Regions from separate parts of the Mus musculus genome. Here region 2 is linked to region 1. A link is a loop called in an ENCODE intact Hi-C map of the cell type or tissue named here. Cell type or tissue: heart. All regions are shown on one strand. Each heading gives the region's core, and the rest is flanking DNA. Links, peaks and the distances in the headings are about the cores only. Region 1 holds the start of Stag2 (stromal antigen 2). Region 2 overlaps Thoc2 (THO complex 2).

The links. Hi-C counts contacts between places; a loop is a spot of excess contacts. Peaks named below come from ENCODE experiments on the same cell type or tissue, not always from the same donor. Only the 100,000 strongest peaks of a DNase experiment are listed, where the experiment ranks them.
Region 2: it touches region 1 in a loop (5-fold over the local background); 1 of 42 quality-filtered maps calls a loop at or near these places.

Annotation. Positions count from the first base shown.
Region 1 is chrX:42,144,762-42,152,996 of GRCm38, forward strand. Stag2 (stromal antigen 2) reads left to right here and starts at 5,393. Exons shown (of 34, transcript NM_001290713.2): 1 at 5,393-5,530. In heart, for the core only: a CTCF peak has its summit at 4,476 (motif pointing right); DNase peaks (open chromatin) are centred at 3,490, 4,320, 5,410, 5,730 and 2 weaker places; H3K4me3 peaks cover 3,162 bases; H3K27ac peaks cover 3,503 bases.
Region 2 is chrX:41,902,927-41,911,161 of GRCm38, forward strand. All of the region lies in intron 1 of Thoc2 (THO complex 2), which reads right to left. Among named protein-coding and RNA genes, the nearest start is that of Thoc2, 4.9 kb to the right of the region's middle. In heart, for the core only: no CTCF peak of the experiment used is centred there; no DNase peak of the experiment used is centred there.

The DNA.
Region 1 (8,235 bases), core at 2,883-6,882:
ACCAGGCTGGCCTCGAACTCAGAAATCTGCCTGCCTCTGCCTCCCAAGTGCTGGGATTAAAGGTGTGTGCCACCATGCCCGGCTTTCAATGCTTCATTTTAATTTCTGAGTAATATTCCATATGTGAACACACTTTGTTTAACCATTTCACCATTGGATGAATATCTCAGTTGTTTATTTTTCCTTACCGGAAATAAAGCTGCTATGAACATTTCCATGTAAACATATATGCTAGGTACATAAGAAAATGACAAACTGCTGTGTGTGGTGGCATATGCCTATAAACCTAGCACTTGGAAATCACAGATAAGAGGAATGTCATGAGTTCAGAGCAGCCTGGGGTATGTAGCAAGAACCTGTCACAAACAAAACATGCCTCCCCACTCCAAAAAAACAAACAAACAAAACAAAACAAAACACCTAAAAGAAAATGTTAAACTATGTTTCTTTCTTTCTTTCTTTCTTTCTTTCTTTTTTTTTTTTTTTTTGGTGCATGATATATGAAAACTCATGTAAGGACTGGCAAGATGGCTTAGTGGATAAAGATACCTGCTGCCAGGCCTGATGACTTTGGCTTGATCCCTGGATACCACAGAGTGGAAGGAAAGCACTATCTTCTAAAACTTGTCCTCTGACCTCCACATACGCATTGTAGTGTAAATCCACACCAAATACACACACACACACACACACACACACACACACACGCACACGCACAAGCACAGACCAATGTAATCTCAAAAATTTACCTACATAATAATACACTTATTAAAAATAAGAGCATGTGCCAGTCGTGGTGGCGCATGCCTTTAATCCCAGCACTTGGGAGGCAGAGGCAGGCGAATTTCTGAGTTCGAAGCCAGCCTGGTCTACAGAGTGAGTTCCAGGACAACCAGGACTACACAGAGAAACCCTGTCTCGAAAAAAAAAAGCATGACACATAATTAAAAACAAATCTTAAAAAATATACATGTATATATACATTTTCCCACATGTTTAAATCTCTTTATATTTTTTAAAAGAAAAAAGAAGTAGAGAATATTTTCTTAGTACTGTTGATCCAACCCAGGGCCTCATTTATGCTAAGCAAGATTCTATCATTGAACTTTTTGCTTTTTTCTATAGATCAGGCTGGCCTTGAACTCAGTGATCTGCTTGACTCTGCCTCCAGAGTGATGGGATTAAATGTGTGCACTACCACTGCCCAGCTCAGTTAAACACTGTTTTATATATTCATTAGTATCAATATTTTTCAATAATTCAACTGTTCATAACCTTTGTCCATATTTTTCTACTGGAGTTTTATTACTAACTTGAATCCCTTGTATGCTATGCTAGCCATGTCATTTATGTAGGAAATATTTTCTCGTAGCTTATTGTTTATATTTTGTCTGTGTTTATGATATTGTGATGTAGCTTCAAATTTCTGTGGACTCAATTGTACTCATCATTAGGCTTCATGTTTAGGACAATGTTAGGAATTTGAGAATTAATTGTGTAATAATGCCCATGATAAAATATTCAAAGTAACCATGTTAGGTGCCTGATAAATACTGGAATAGGAAAGTTGAATAGTAAGAGATTATAAATGTTTGGTACTGTATCATGGATATGACACTTTCTGATGCAAAATTATTCTGATAACTAGAAATGTACAGACTACATTACATTTTAACAGATAATCTTTGTTAAAATCTAAATTAAATATAAATCTTCCTGTGACTGTTTCCAAATTATGGACATGTTACATAGAATTATGTTTCAGATAGTTGTATGTGCTTCCTGTGGTAGCACACGCCTTTGAGCCAAAAGCTTGGGGGTCAGATGCAGGAGGATCTCTGAGATTAAGGCCAACCTAATCTACAGAGCAAGTTCCAGGAGAGCCAGGGCTATATAGTAAAACCCTGTCTTGAAAAGCGGAAAAGAAATCAAAAGGTAATTTTACATGCCAGGCTTTACAAAGAATTCCTGTCTCACAACCAACCAACCCCTCCCAAACCCTCCCCAAACAAACACATAAAAGAATCACCACCAAAAGACAGTTTGACATCAGTGACACCTGAAAGGAATTTTTGTTTTTGGTTCAAAAAGGAAGGACGAAGTCTGCAGGTCTGTTAGTCCTATACAAAATAGACGTTACTTCTTAGGATCCTTGAAGGAACAGATTGAGAGGTTTGTTTTTGTTTTTTGTTGTTTTGTGTTTTTTTTCGAGACAAGGTTTCTCTGTGTAGCCCTGGCTGTCCTGGAACTCACTTTGTAGACCAGGATGGCCTCGAACTCAGAAATCCTCCTGCCTCTGCCTCCCAAGTGCTGGGATTAAAGGTGTGCGCCACCACGCCCCGCAGATTGAGAGTTTTGATACTGGGGCTTGACTTCTTTTGAAAGAAAGACAGCAAAAAGAGCCAACTGTGAATGCTGCTGAGTATTAGTAGACATTTGCTACGAAGTTAATTTCTGATGTTATGCCACAGTTACTAATTTTCAGCAGTGTTTTTCTCAAAATGAAAGCAAATTTCAAGAGGAACTTTTCAATTTGACTTAAAGCAGACAACTCAGAACCTAAATTTCTAAAACGTGCGGGAAAGTATATGGTGTGCTGTTTGGAGCAGGGCATCAAGTTTCCAGTTACTACTAAAACAGGCATTTCCTTAGAACGGACACAAACGAACTATTAGTTACTGTAAGACTCTTTGCCTCACAGCCCAATTGTTCTATTACTTCCAGTTGAATGTTGTTTTAACTGTAAACTTTCTATGCTCCCTATTAAGCCGCGCCATTGTGAAACTTCAGTTTGTTGAAAACTTCACAGAACTCTAGCAAAGAATTGGTTTAGAAGAGAAATGGAAACTTTGGTTTGAATGCTGTTCCCCTCCGATGCTTCACTGGTAAGCGAAAACATTTAAGGCGTTACTTCTTGTTGACATTTAGTTGCTTCTGCTCACTTGATTAAATATACCATAACTCTTGAAGTTCCAAGGAAACTGACCAGTAAGATCAGTGGATGGGAGAAGACCTACTAAGACATAGACCACACATATGGAGTAGAATTGAAGGACTGAAAGTCATCATTATATTGCATCAGGAATGCCCTGTGATTCCTGATTGGGTGTAATGTCACCATTTCCTCAGCTCATAATATTTTCCATTTGTCTTATTACTTATTTGAAACAATTTAATACGGAGGAAGGTATTTTAAATCCATATGTAAAACAAATGGAACAAATACTACTTAATCTGAGGCTATTTTAGGCGGCTAGGAAGTTCTGTAACAGCAATGGAGACACTGTTATTAATAGTTCCCTTCCTGTCCTAGGAGAAGAGAAGTTTGGCAGGGACAGGCCATTCCTGAGTGTCCCCCACCCCCGCATACAGTGCTCTAGGCAAAGGTCATGTAGGGTGGACTGGAAATGAAGTGACAAAAAGAAAAAATATCCTCACAATAAACACCCAAGGGTGATAAAGAGTCAAGGGAGTTGGACTGGGTGCAAAAGGTCTTTCTGTACTTCAAAATACTTGTGGGAGGGCTATGAGGAAGTACCAAGAACTGTAATTGTTAACAATGTGGCAAGGCCGCCTCCACACAAGGCAGCAGTGAGTGTCTAGTAATCTCCACAGGTCCCCTGCTAACCCTGTCCTTGCACGTGGATTTCACGCCACTTTGTCTGGTCCCATCTCCTCTTCCGCCCCCAAAAGTCACCTATAAAACCGGCTGAGCGGCCAATTAGCCTAGTAGTCCAGCTCCCTAAGTCTAGTAGAATTTGAGTATGGAGCTCACATTTTTATGGATCAGGAATAGTGAGTTGAAAATTATATCTATATATCCACATACACATATATATGTATAATTATATGTAATTCCCCCCACCCGTAGTCTTCCTGATAAAGAGAATCTTTAAACCATACTCGAAGGAAAAAAGAAAGCAAGCAAAATTGCCAAGCTATCCATTCTCGCTGGGATCAAGTGGCCTAGTTGGGTCTTTTGGGGAGGAAGTGTGAGGAGTGTTGGAAAGGACGTGAGGAAACCAGAGATCTGGGAACAAGTGGCCCTTTACTGGGGTGGGTTGTGTTGGAGAGCTCTGAAGGGTGCTGCTAGCCTGCAGGGCTGCCAGGGCTGCGCAGGGGGCGGGGAGCCGGACGATCGGCCCGCTGAAGCCCCGGAATTCCCACGGCGGGGCTCCAGTGGACACTGTCGCCGGCCTCTCGGCGACCTCCTCGGTGGCGCCGTGGGCCCTCAGCCAGTCCGCGCAGGGCGGAAGCGCGTCCCAACGGCTGAGTAAGAGAGGCGCGGGCACGCCAGCTTGTTTACCCCACTCGGCGGCGCGCCCCTGCGGGCGCCCCGTTCACAGGAGGCGTCCGAGCCGCGGAAGCGGGGAGTCCGGCGGCGGCGATTGGTCGGCGACACGGGGAGGAGGCTGGCGGGTGGGAGGGCTGCGTGGCGCGCGCCGCAATGGCAGCCCGCCGCCGCTAGATGCCGCTGCCTCCCAACAGGAGCTGGGCCGCGGGTTCGCGGCCGACAGATGGCGCCTGCGCGTTCCATTCGCCTCCAAGTCGCCGAAGAGCGAACACCCCAAACAATCCCGAAGCGCCACCAAAAAAAAAAAAAAAAAAAAAAAAAAAAAGAAAGAAAAAAAAAAAAAAGAAAAGAAAAAAAAAAGAAAGGAAAAAAAATACAGAAAAAAGGGAAAAAAACAAAACAAAACAAAAAAAGCACCCCGCCGGATCCGACCGCCACTTTCAAACCCCCCCACGGCTCTAGACCCGCGGGAGCTTCCGTCCCTCAGTAGAACTCAAGGGTGGAAAGAAGAGGAAGGGGGAAAAATCTTGTACCAGCCCAGGGGTGAAGAAGCCCCCGGCCTGAGAAAGAAGGAAGGAGTGGGGGAGGCCAACAGTCTCCTTGCTGCCTCTGTAGACGCTGAGGGGGGAGGTAAGTTATAAAATGGCGGAGGCGAAGCTTCTAGAAGTTTGGAGGGGCACCCGGAGGGCGCGCGGCCCACCGTGAGGTGTGTGTGCTTGCGATCGGGCGAAGAGAGCGTGCGGCCGGCCGGGAGGGAGCCGAGAAGGCCGGGCGCTCCGGGGCCGGGCCGCGGCCTCGTAGGGGGCCCCGCGCGGGGCAGCGAGCGAGCGAGTGGCCGTGTCCGGGCGGGGAGCGAGCCAGCGTCGCCCCGGCCCCGCGTCACCCCCTGCCTGTCCTCTCCGTCCCCAAGTCGCTACCCCAACACTTCCAAGGAACTTGCAGTCGCCCCCTGCGTCCCCTCCCCGCCTCCTTCCTCCCGGAGCCGCTTTTTTAGCGCAAGACGCTCCCTTCTCACTCCCCTCGCTGGAAGGTTGTCCCTTCGCCTCCCTCGCCCAAGTCTCCCCCGGGGACCTCGGCGGAGGGGGCTCCCCCCCCCACGGGTGGCCCAAAATGGAGAACGCGCAGCGGCGCAAGATGGAGGCTCGGCGCCTCCGCGTAGCCTGCTCGCTCGCTTCCTCTCCTCCCGGGGCCTCTTAAGCAGCCCGTGGAGGGGGACGAGAGCCCCCCAGACTGGAGGTGGGGTGGGGGTGCCATCCCTGGCCGGGATTCGGGGGGGGGACGGGTGGAGAAGAAAGGGGCAAACCCGGGGAGGCCACGGCCCGGTGGCGTGTGGTGGCGGGGAGGGGGGGTGGTGGTGGTGGCGGTGGGAGAGCGCGCCGTGGTGGTGCGGGGAAGGAAGCGAGCAAGATGGTGGTGCTGGGAACCCGGGGGGAGGGGAGGCCGAGCAGGCTCGTTTGTGTCTATTTGGGCCTCGGACCGAGGGAGGCGAGGGAAAATCTACTCTGCTCACACCCCTCCCTCGTCCCCCCTCCCCTCTCCCTTCCCCTCCTTGCCTCCCTCCCTCCCCTCCCCTCCCCTCCCCTCCCCTCCCCTCCCTCCCCTCCCTCTCTCCCTCCCTCCCTCCCTCTCTTCCTCCCTTCCTAGAGAGGGAACAACATTCATGTGACGGGCCCCTCGGCTTCTCTCCCCCGCCCCATCATCTCCAGCGCGTGGTGGGGGAACTGCTTGGGCAAAGCGGTTGGCATCGATCTCTCCATCCTTCCCGAGGCCCCGACTTCGGTCAGTTTTCTTAGGGCACCAATTTTCGAAATCGTTTGGGGTCCGGCGGCGTCGGTCCCCAGCGCGTAGAGCTTGCCCCGAAGGGGGCCCTGCCTGCCTGGCATGGGCGGAGGGGGGGGAAGGGCGGGAGTGGAAGGCTGTTTGTTGGGGGGTTTTGGCGCCACTTTTGTTTTAGTTTTAGTGCTGCTTTTTCGTTCCCACCCCCACCCGCACTGTCTTTCTCAAGGCACGAACTGAGCTGATCCTTGCCCCAGGTAGGCAGCCTCTGTTTTCCCTCCACACTTTTATTCTTGCTTGAGGGCGACTTTCTCTTTTCTTCTCTCACGTATCCGGAGATCTGCGGACTACAATTTTAGGAGAAAAAGGGTCGGCTGGGCCATGGGAGAGAGAAGGTGTGGGAAACAGCATCAAGTAGTTCCGCAAAACTTTGAGCCCCGTTCCCATTTTCTTCTGGCCTAGAATTGTAAACGTATTGTTGATTTCGGCCTTTTTTTCCCTTTCCCTCCCGCCGCGACAATGTCTTGTTTTGCCTTTAGTTTTGATTTTTTTTATTATTTTTTTGATAAACCGCTGTACTTTCGGCATTTAGTTTCTTCTCCTTGGTGTTATATGTCATTTTATTTTTAATCCTCAACGGTAATGGGTTCTCGTGTGATTTTTTTTTTTCGGGCTTTGGTGCTCGACTTGAATTTTTAATATTGCATTAGTAGTTTCATCCGGTCTGGGAGACTTTCTTCTCCGTGGCCTAGGATGTTTTTTTATGTTGTTGCCTACTCCCTCCCTCTCCCTCCTCCTTTCTTCTGTATGTAGTTTTTAAATTGAGGGTCGTGGTTTTTGATTTAATGATTATTTCCAGCTTCTATGCTATGTCTATCAGAAACTTTTGATCTGTGGGGTTAGGTTTAAGTAAAGGAGACGCTTGTGTTGGTTTGCAATGGTTCCTTAAAATGCGCGGGCCGCCTCCTCCTCGACCCTGGTAAAACCCCATCTTCCCTTCACATTGGAGTGTAAATTCCGTACCCCCTTTCTCCCACGGACCGCCGTATTTCACAGCAGCCACACCCTGTATATATGTCTCTGTGGATTGGACTCATTATCAGCTTAATTTAGTGACTTAAACCACCATGATGGGACTTGCTTAAGCACGAAGCTTCTTTTCCTGTTTGGTCCTGGTGGCTAGTGTCGAAAGAGGAATAATCGAGGTTTCTTAATGAAACCTAGTGCGGTCCAAGCATTGCCTTTTTTTCTGTTGTCTTTTTTCCTACTCCGGGCTGTTGGCGGTGTCAGCACCGCTGCTGGGGGCGGGGGGTGGAGGGGAGAAAGAGTCGGGTTACCGAAGTGCGTCATTCCTGGCTCTAGCAGGGCCTGCTCGGGAGCTTGCTGGTGTTTGTTACTGTCCTCGCAGCACTTTCCTGCCAACCTTCTCTCTCTGCGTATTGGTTAGGAGCAAAAGCAGGAGGCGGTCTCCTAATTCTGTCTGGAGCCCAGTGCGTTGCGTTTAAGGGTATATGTGAACTTATTATGCTTTTTTTTTTTTGATGGCCATGGAAAGTGGATATATTTCTGTTTAACAACATGCAATTCAGGTAGTTTGGTCTTGCTTTCATATCATATATTTCTCAATGAACGGTGGGGTTAATTTTGAGCATTTTAAACCACTTACGTCAAAATGCCTGGTTTTCTTTCTATGTTGATATCAATCTATAATTAGGGATCAGAAGGACCAGTTAAGGCAGAAGTGTTCAGCGGTTTTTCAAGTGGTTGAATTGTAATTTCATGACACATTGTGTTAAATCGTCTGTTTTTTTCCATTTTCGGATGAAGTGCGTGAATTCCTGCTAATTAGAAATATTTAAGTTCATTTCACCTCACATTTCTATTTATCCTTTTAAAATATAAAATGTACTCATTGAGTAGTAAATGTGGTTATTTCAATATTGTATACTGAATTTTTTGACGTTGCTATCTAGGAGTTGGGCAGGGTGCTTCTACAGTAACACTGTAAGATTTTTGACTTTTTAGCATGGTACTTTGATACTTTTGTTGCCTTGATGTTATCCTCAGTGTCCTTAGTGAGTACTGGCCCTCCATTCTCTTTCAAGATAGGGAGAGTAGGAGGCCAGAGATGAAAGGAGTGGTGGCCGCCAGTTGATTATTGTGGC
Region 2 (8,235 bases), core at 2,374-6,373, 240 kb before region 1:
AATCTTTAAAAAAAAGAAAAAAAAGAAATAACTGAAATGTCAGTTTATATTGTGAGTCACTAAGCCATAAGCACATTTATTAGCCTGCAGATAATAAATATTGTCATCATCTCAAAGATTTGCTAAAATTGTGTACAAAATCATTAATGGGTTATCATATTCAGACAAGTCACTTGCATAATAGATATTTGTACTTAAAACAAAAATAAACACTTACAACCTGAGGCAGGAAGATGGAAATATTAAGGCAGACCTGGATATAGGAGTACCCTGTCTCAAAAAGTTGTTTTGTTTTGTTTTGTTTTTAAGTATCAGTTTAACTATGTCCACAAATAGTAGGCCCACAAGTATCCTTAAAAGTAATTGGTCACTATCCAATCTGTCAAACACTTCTGATAAACTAACCTACATTACAGAAAGATAACAGACAAAAGGACCTCAAATACTTGCCCATTGTAATATGGCCTTAAAAATATTTAAATATTCTGTCTCAGCACAAACATCAGTATTAATTTATTCCCTCAATATTTAAGTTGACCAGTTTTTCCTCTTGTCAAATAGTTTTGTGCTATTATGGAAATGCTGCCTCAACTCCCTGAGAACACAGAAATCCAGTATCAAAGATCTGTGAAAATGTGAATGAATGAGTTATGTTCTTTTAATGATTTCAGAAGGATGTTATGAGTCTTTTTAACATGAATATTTAGCTTTCCATCTTACTTATCCCTATTTTCAGCAAAAAGGAAACACAAACAAGACCTAAGTAGTTGTGCTCACAGCTGCAAGCTTGTTTCACATATAAAAGACTGATACTCACCTGTGCTTCTACTTGTCTTTAAAAACAAAATAGCAAGAAAGGTTAAATAGTTTAAGCAAAGTACTTACTTGTCTCTTTTCTCAATGTTATAACAAAAATACTACCCTTAAAAATAAATACGAGGGAGCCGGGCGTGGTGGCGCACACCTTTAATCCCAGCACTCGGGAGGCAGCGACAGGCAGATCTCTGAGTTCGAGGCCAGCCTGGTCTACAGTGAGTTCCAGGACAGCCAGGGATACATAGAGAAACCTTGTCTCAGAAAACCAAAAAGAATAAGTAAATAAATAAATAAATACGAGGACAAAACCATTTTATCTTGTAGAAACATGAACTTATGAAGAAAACAAGAAAGGTCACAAAAAAACAAAATAACAAAAGCTTTACCCTTGTTAAGTAGGAAAAAGCAGTTTCATTAATGGCAAAGTCTCTATTTCGGCATTATAAAATAACTTAGCAAACAAAGTAGTAACTTAATAACTTCCTAACATTGCATCAACATGTTCTGAAGAATGAATTTCTTTTAACAGAAAAACAGACCAAGATTTGCACTTAATTCATGAATACAACTTAAAATATGAAATCAAATTAGGCAAGGCTTCAGGACCAGAGATGTAGTTCAGTGGGTAGAGTGCTTGCCAATGTATTCTGTGCCTTATGTTTAATCCCCAGTGGCACATAAACTAGGTGTGATATCATCAGTCTGTATGGAAGCCTTGTCCTTGAGAAGTGAAGGCGTGAGATTAGAAATTCAAGATCATCCTCAGCTACACAGCCAGTTCAAGACCAGCTTGGACATCCTGTCTCAAAAAAAAAAAACAAAAAAAACAAAAAAACAAGGTTCAGGGGCTGGAGACCAAGCACACTGAAGTAGGAGAATTACCAGACATTCTAGGCCAGCTTGAACAATACTTACAAATTACTGAATAAATCAATAAAACAATTAAAACCTTCAGGAGCCCTCTACTGTTTTTATACCTCTTGTGGAAAAAACTCATGATACAAGTTTTACAACCTTTTAAAGATTTGTTCAATTTTTTGGTATATGTATGTGTGTTTAAAGTGTATGTATATGCACCATGTGAACACAAAATTAAAAGAGGGTGGGAGACATATCTCCTAGACCTAGTTTGGGGCAGTTAAACCCAGGTCTAAGAGCAGCACGTGTTCTTAACTGCTAAGCTAGCTCTCCAGCACCTAAAGATTGACTTTGATTAGCTTTAATTATGTGTTTGTGTGTCTTTGAGTGTGTACATGTCATGTATAGGTGTCTGGGGATGCCAGAGGGGATGGATTCCTGGGCAGTTAAGAATTACTTTTTGTAACTGGTTAGGAGTCACCCCAACATAGACAATGGGAATAAAACTCTGTTCCTAAGGAAAAGCAGTACATGTTCTTACCCTGAGCCATTTCTCCAGCCCTATCAATTACATAATTTATCATCTAAAAATATATTTGGTGGGCCAGAGAAGTGTATTAGTGGGTAAAGATGCTTGCTGCCAATTGGGCCTGATGACCTAAATTCAATCCCCTGGTCTCACATGGTGGAAGGAAAAAAAAAAGATAACAATTATCAAGAACTGTCTTCTGTCCTTCGTCCTAGCATTCATAAGTACACACACACATTTAAATGTTAAAAACATAAGTGACATTTATACATATACTCTAGAAACCAATAGTGTAGAGGTATATGAGGGATGGACTGTTTTGATAGGTGAAATATTACCTAACAAAGCTTATTCCTCAAAGTTAAGATGATCTGATAATAGACAACTGGTTTTCATGGAGCACAGTACATAGTTGTCATTAAAAGCTCTGTTAGTCATAAATTTAAAAGAAGGCAAGAGGATATATGGAAGGGTTTGAAGGGAAAAAGGGAAAGGATAATGATGTAATATTATAATTTCAAAAAATAAAAGAAACATATTTTTAAAGTCCTTGTTGTGGTGGACACAGTAAAAGAAGGTTTTGGGGGGTTATTTTTCTTTTGTTTTGTTCTTTTTAAAGACACTAGGAAAAGGCCTACAATTATTAACTGATGAGGAGTTGTCAGGGGAACTGCAGGTTACTTTGAGACAGGAAGTAAAAGTCTGAGACAGAAGCAATGATAATCTATAGCCAAAAGTTCCTAGTAGCAGCTTAAATAGGAAACCTTTCTTGCTTAGACTGCCAGAGGCACAGTTTAGGGGGGGAAAGAAACTGTTGATTAATATTGATTAATGCAGTAGAATGTTAATTAGATGTTTATTCCTAATGTCTCTGCCTTAGCACTGTCTTTTCATTACATCAGATATACTGCCCTGAAAATTGTGGTAGTAGTACCAGGAATAAAAAAATTAAGGAATATTTCACTAAAAAAAAAATTACTTGCTTGAAAATTATAAAATGCCCTATACAGTTTGTGGTTTTTGTCTTTCATTTTTTCTTTTTCTGTTTCTTGTCTTTTCTTTCTTTTTTTTAAGTGCTGAAGACGGGGAACTCAGAGCATGCTATAGTGACATTTTTGAGAATTCTGGACTTTTGGTTTCTTTTTATAGGAATGTGCTTTTGGCTTAACCCCACATGAAGGGATGTGGGGCTGCTTCAGACTGTCTGCAGCAGGTGACCAATATTTGCCTTGTGCTCTAGAAGAAACACAGCTTTGGCAGCTGCAGATAATTTCTGCCATTGTGTGACATTTGGAATTCTGGGAACTTTACAAAGGGTACATAAATTCAAGGGACACCCCCACCCAGAAGTTCGATGGGGTTTGGTCAAAGAAACAACGGAAAGAAACTGGATTCAGGGATCTCTTTCTCCTCCTCCTCCTCCTCTTCCACCTCCTCTTCCATCTCCTCTTCCACCTCCTCTTCCTCCTTCTCTTTCCCTTCCCATCTCTCCTTGATTCTCGACTAACTAGTGTTAGGGGGTGAAACCATGGGGTTAAAGGGTAAGAAAAAGAAGAAGCCAGAAAATAGCAAAGACCAGCTACACTATGCAAACTGCTTTATCACTGAGCTTATTCTCACCATCATGTTGCTTCTCTATCACTACAGACCCTGTAACTCTCACAATAGCTATATACTGCTACGATGCTACAAACAATACAAACTTGGGAATCTCATGGAACACAACACATACTTAAAAAAATTCAGGGCTGGAAAGCACTTGTTGCTGTTTTATAAAGAAATAATCAGCTAGCCACTGAGATCCCAATAGTGAGGAGGCTAAAGCAGGAAGATAATGAATTCAAGGTCACCCTGGAGTACAGAGCAAGTTCCAGATCAGCCTGGGTGGGCTACATAAGACCTTATCTCTAAAAACCAAAAACATTTAAAATTATTAAATGAAAAGGAAAAAATCCTAAGAAATAACTTTACATATGGCATACTCGAAAAACCAAATGTATTCACTCTACCCCTCATTTTAGCATTTCCAGTTGCTAGTTCATATTCAAGACATTTTTTCCAAATAACAATATTATTTGTTTTAACAAGATGAAAATGCTAATGTATGTAACATGATTTTTAAAACCTCTAAAATTAAGCTCTATTAAACAAAGTTTGTACATAAGGAAAAGAAGACAAATGAATAAAAACAGAGTAGAGGATGATGATGTGTTTACAATATCTAAATAGTGATTGTTTAAAATAGTTCATTATGACAGGACCTGACAGTGCAGTCCTGCAATCCCAGCAACTTGAGAGAATGGAATGGGGATGGGATGGTTTCATGTTCAATGCTGGCCTAGACAACTGAACAAGACCCTATCTCAAAACAGAAAATTAAAGGTCTGAGGATGTAATTCTGTTGGAACAGTGCTTGCCTTAGCATATCTTATGCCCTGGGTTCAATCCCCCGGACTGAATAAAAAGTTGGTACAGTGCTTGCCTTAGCATATCTTATGCCCTGGGTTCAATCCCCGGGAGTGAATAAACCGGGTGTGGTTCGCCTTCCTAGAACTTTCCAGCACTTGGGAAATAGAGGGAAGATCACAAATTTAAGGTCATTCTCAGTTATACAACAGTTCAAAGCCAGCTTAGGATACAAGAGACACCGTCTTTAAAAAAGGAAGCCTGCCTGTGGTGGGGACATACCTTTAATCCCAGCACTTGGGAGGCAGACCAGGACAGCTAGAGCTACACAGAGACAACCCTGACTTGAAAACCCAAAAGAATAAAAGAAGAGGGGAAGGAGGGGAAGGAAGAGGAGGAGGAGGAAGAAGAAGACAAGGAAGAAAAGAAGGTGACAGCAAAATGGACCAGGCATAAAGGAAAATAAAATCAATATATTTACAGATACAACAGGAAATTATTATTTTAAGCATGCCAAAAACCACATTTCTAAGTGTACATATACGTATGTGTAAGTCATGAAAATAGAAAGGTACAATGAGAGAGGAGGAGAGAATTCAAGTGAAAGAAAAGAGTAGATTAAAAATAGGTGGCAATGGTGGCACACGCCTTTAATCCCAGCACTTGGGAGGCAGAGGCAGGCGGATTTCTGAGTTTGAGGCCAACCTGGTCTAGAGTGAGTTCCAGGGCAGCCAGGGCTACACAGAAAATTCCTGTCTCGAAAAACCAAATAAATTAATTAATTAACAAAGAGTAGGTAATGAAGGTCAGCCATGGTGGTGTATGTATGTATGTATGCCTTTAATCCCAGCATTTTCCAGTCTGCTCTACAAAGTGAGTCCCAGGCCAGCCATGGCTACAGAGTCAAAGAAGAGACAAGACAAGAAGAAGAGAAGACAAAAAAAGAGAAAAGACGAAAAGAAAATGGCAGGTCTAGTTAGGAAAAAAGGGCCAGCAAGAAGTGGGCAGAGGAAAGCAGTAGGGAGGAAACCAGCAAACTAAAACTATGACACATGTATGAAAATGCCATAATAAAATGTATTACTCTGTATGCTAATATAATAATTTTGTAAAGGGCTGAAGATATAGTTTCGTAGTAGTAGTTGCTTAATATGTACAAAGCCTCTAGATTCATTCACCAGTAAGGCAAACCTTAGAATATTTCGTTAGATTAAACAGCTTCAGTTTTTTGGTTATTTAGATATGTTTTAGTTGTATAGCTGTGTGTATGTATGTGTTTGGTGTGTGTGTGTGTGTGTGTGTGTGTGTGTGTGTGTGTGTGTACAGGTGCCTGTGAGACCAGAGGTTTTATCCCTTGGAACTAGAGTTACAGGAGACCATAAGCCATCAGATGTGGGTCCTAAGAACTGAAGTAAGTAAAGGTTCCTAACTCCTTACCCCAGACAGCTCTCAAGCCTTGTTTCTTTTGCCTTTTATTGTTTTGTTTCCAACAAAGTTAACTGTGTAGCCTCTGCTGACCTCAAACTCCCGGGACTCCTTCCTTATCCTCCCAAGTGCTAGGATTACAAGTGTGAGACACCACATCAAGCTGTGCCATCCAACTTTAAATTCTCAGCTAATGTAGTGGGACATGCGTAAGATGATAATAAATTCAAGGTCAGTATGAGCTACAAGGTAATTGTCTCAAAAAAAAGATACGTTCTCTCTCTCTCTCTCTCTCTCTCTCTCTCTCTCAGTATGAGCTACAAGGTAATTGTCTCAAAAAAAAGATACGTTCTCTCTCTCTCTCTCTCTCTCTCTCTTTTTTTTTTTTTTTTTTTTTTTTTTTGGTTTTTCAAGACAGGGTTTCTCTGTATAGCCCTGGCTGTCCTGGAACTCACTTTGTAGACCAGGCTGGCCTCGAACTCAGAAATCCCCCTGCCTCTGCCTCCTGGCTTTTTTTTTTTAAGATAAGTTCTCTTACAGAAATTATATTTATATAATCATTAAACTGTCACACTAATTTGAATCTACTGTACTTCAAACCCACAGTCCACAAGCTATACAATAAATACATGAAAATCCTAAGTACAGTTTTTAAGTAGCTCTTTTAACACTAGGTAGCATGGATCATGTAAACACATATAAACTCAAAATCCCACTTTATATTCTTGGCTTCATACACCACTTAGTTTTTCTCCACCTATTGCCAGTCAGAAGTTAGGCAGGGCTCCTCCTCCTATTCTAAAGTGGAAGTAAAAACATTAAACTGTTAAAAAAAAACAAAACAAAACAAAAACAAAAGCAGCTAGGCCTGTGGATGTAGCTCACTGATGGAGCACATGCTACCCTCCATACACACAGTGAAATCCATCCAGAAGAAGGAAGCTGAGAAACCCACAAACACGACAGTTCACAAATGAATCCGCTTTAGATGCTAAATAAGGACGGACTGAACTGTCTGCGGAGGCTCTCCCTCCAATCTGGCCCTGTTCCCTCGAGCTGCTTCCCATCCTGCCTTCTCAGCACTCGACAAACAGGTAGCTGGTTAAACAGCACATAAAAAGTAAACATGAATGCTTCTTTTAGATGTGAGACAGACCTCTGAGTTAACAAAACTCGAAGGAACTCTAAGTATATACTGGAGGACATGTCCTACCAAAAAAAAAAAAAAAAATGAGATGACATCCCCGTTCTCCAAGGGCCTCTCAACTCATTAGCATACAAAAGTAAATATGCAGGATGTCAGAGGCCAACTAATCGCCAAGCAAAGAGCTGTCCCGAGAACTTTAAATTTCTAAAAGCTGGAATAATATTACTTTTAATAGCTATCACTTGCGCACTTACTATAACCCAAGTGCTTTATAGACATTAACTCTTCTCAACAATCCTTCGAGTAGAACGCTTCTTATTCCCAATTTACTCAAGGGGAAACGGCCCCAAATGGTTACGAATTTATCCAAGGTCACTCAGCTGGTTAAGTGGGCTAAGCTAGCCACTTACTCAGACAATCCAATTCTAGGACTCACGCTGTTAACGTTTCACAGAACAGCAAAGGGATGTGGGAGTAAGTCAAGTCACAAGAGCTTGGTGTACCGGGTTTCTTTGAAGTAACAAAGTTTTAAAGATTCCTATCTTCCCGTGAGCAACTGGGAACCTGATACTGGATGAGTGTGGGAGTGTGGAGGGAGACAACTCAAGCAGCTAAAGAGAGTTAATCTCACATAGGATTGACTGCTAAGCTTCCAGAGCGACTCAGAAGAAGAAATTACAACTTTTTTTTTTTTAATCAGTGATTAATTCTGTCAACTTAAACGGGGAGTCGGGGGTGGGGTGGCTACTGGGAGGCGCGAAAGCCGCTACTGTAGGAAATTACCGGTGACGGTACAAAGTAAGTTTATGACTTAAAGGACACAGAGATCATCCTAAAGTACTAGAAAAGCCTCGAGGAGGGCGAGCACTCGCTGCAGTCCCAGGCCAAAATGGAGTTCCCTAAACCTTCTACCAGGAAAAGTTGAATCCCATCCCGAAACCACGGCGAGGTGACACGCCGGCAGGGACTTGGCAAAAAGAAGCGGCAATCCCTGCCACACTTTCCCGAGTACCGCAGGGCCAGGGCAGCGCAAGCTGCCGCTCCCTGAGAAAGC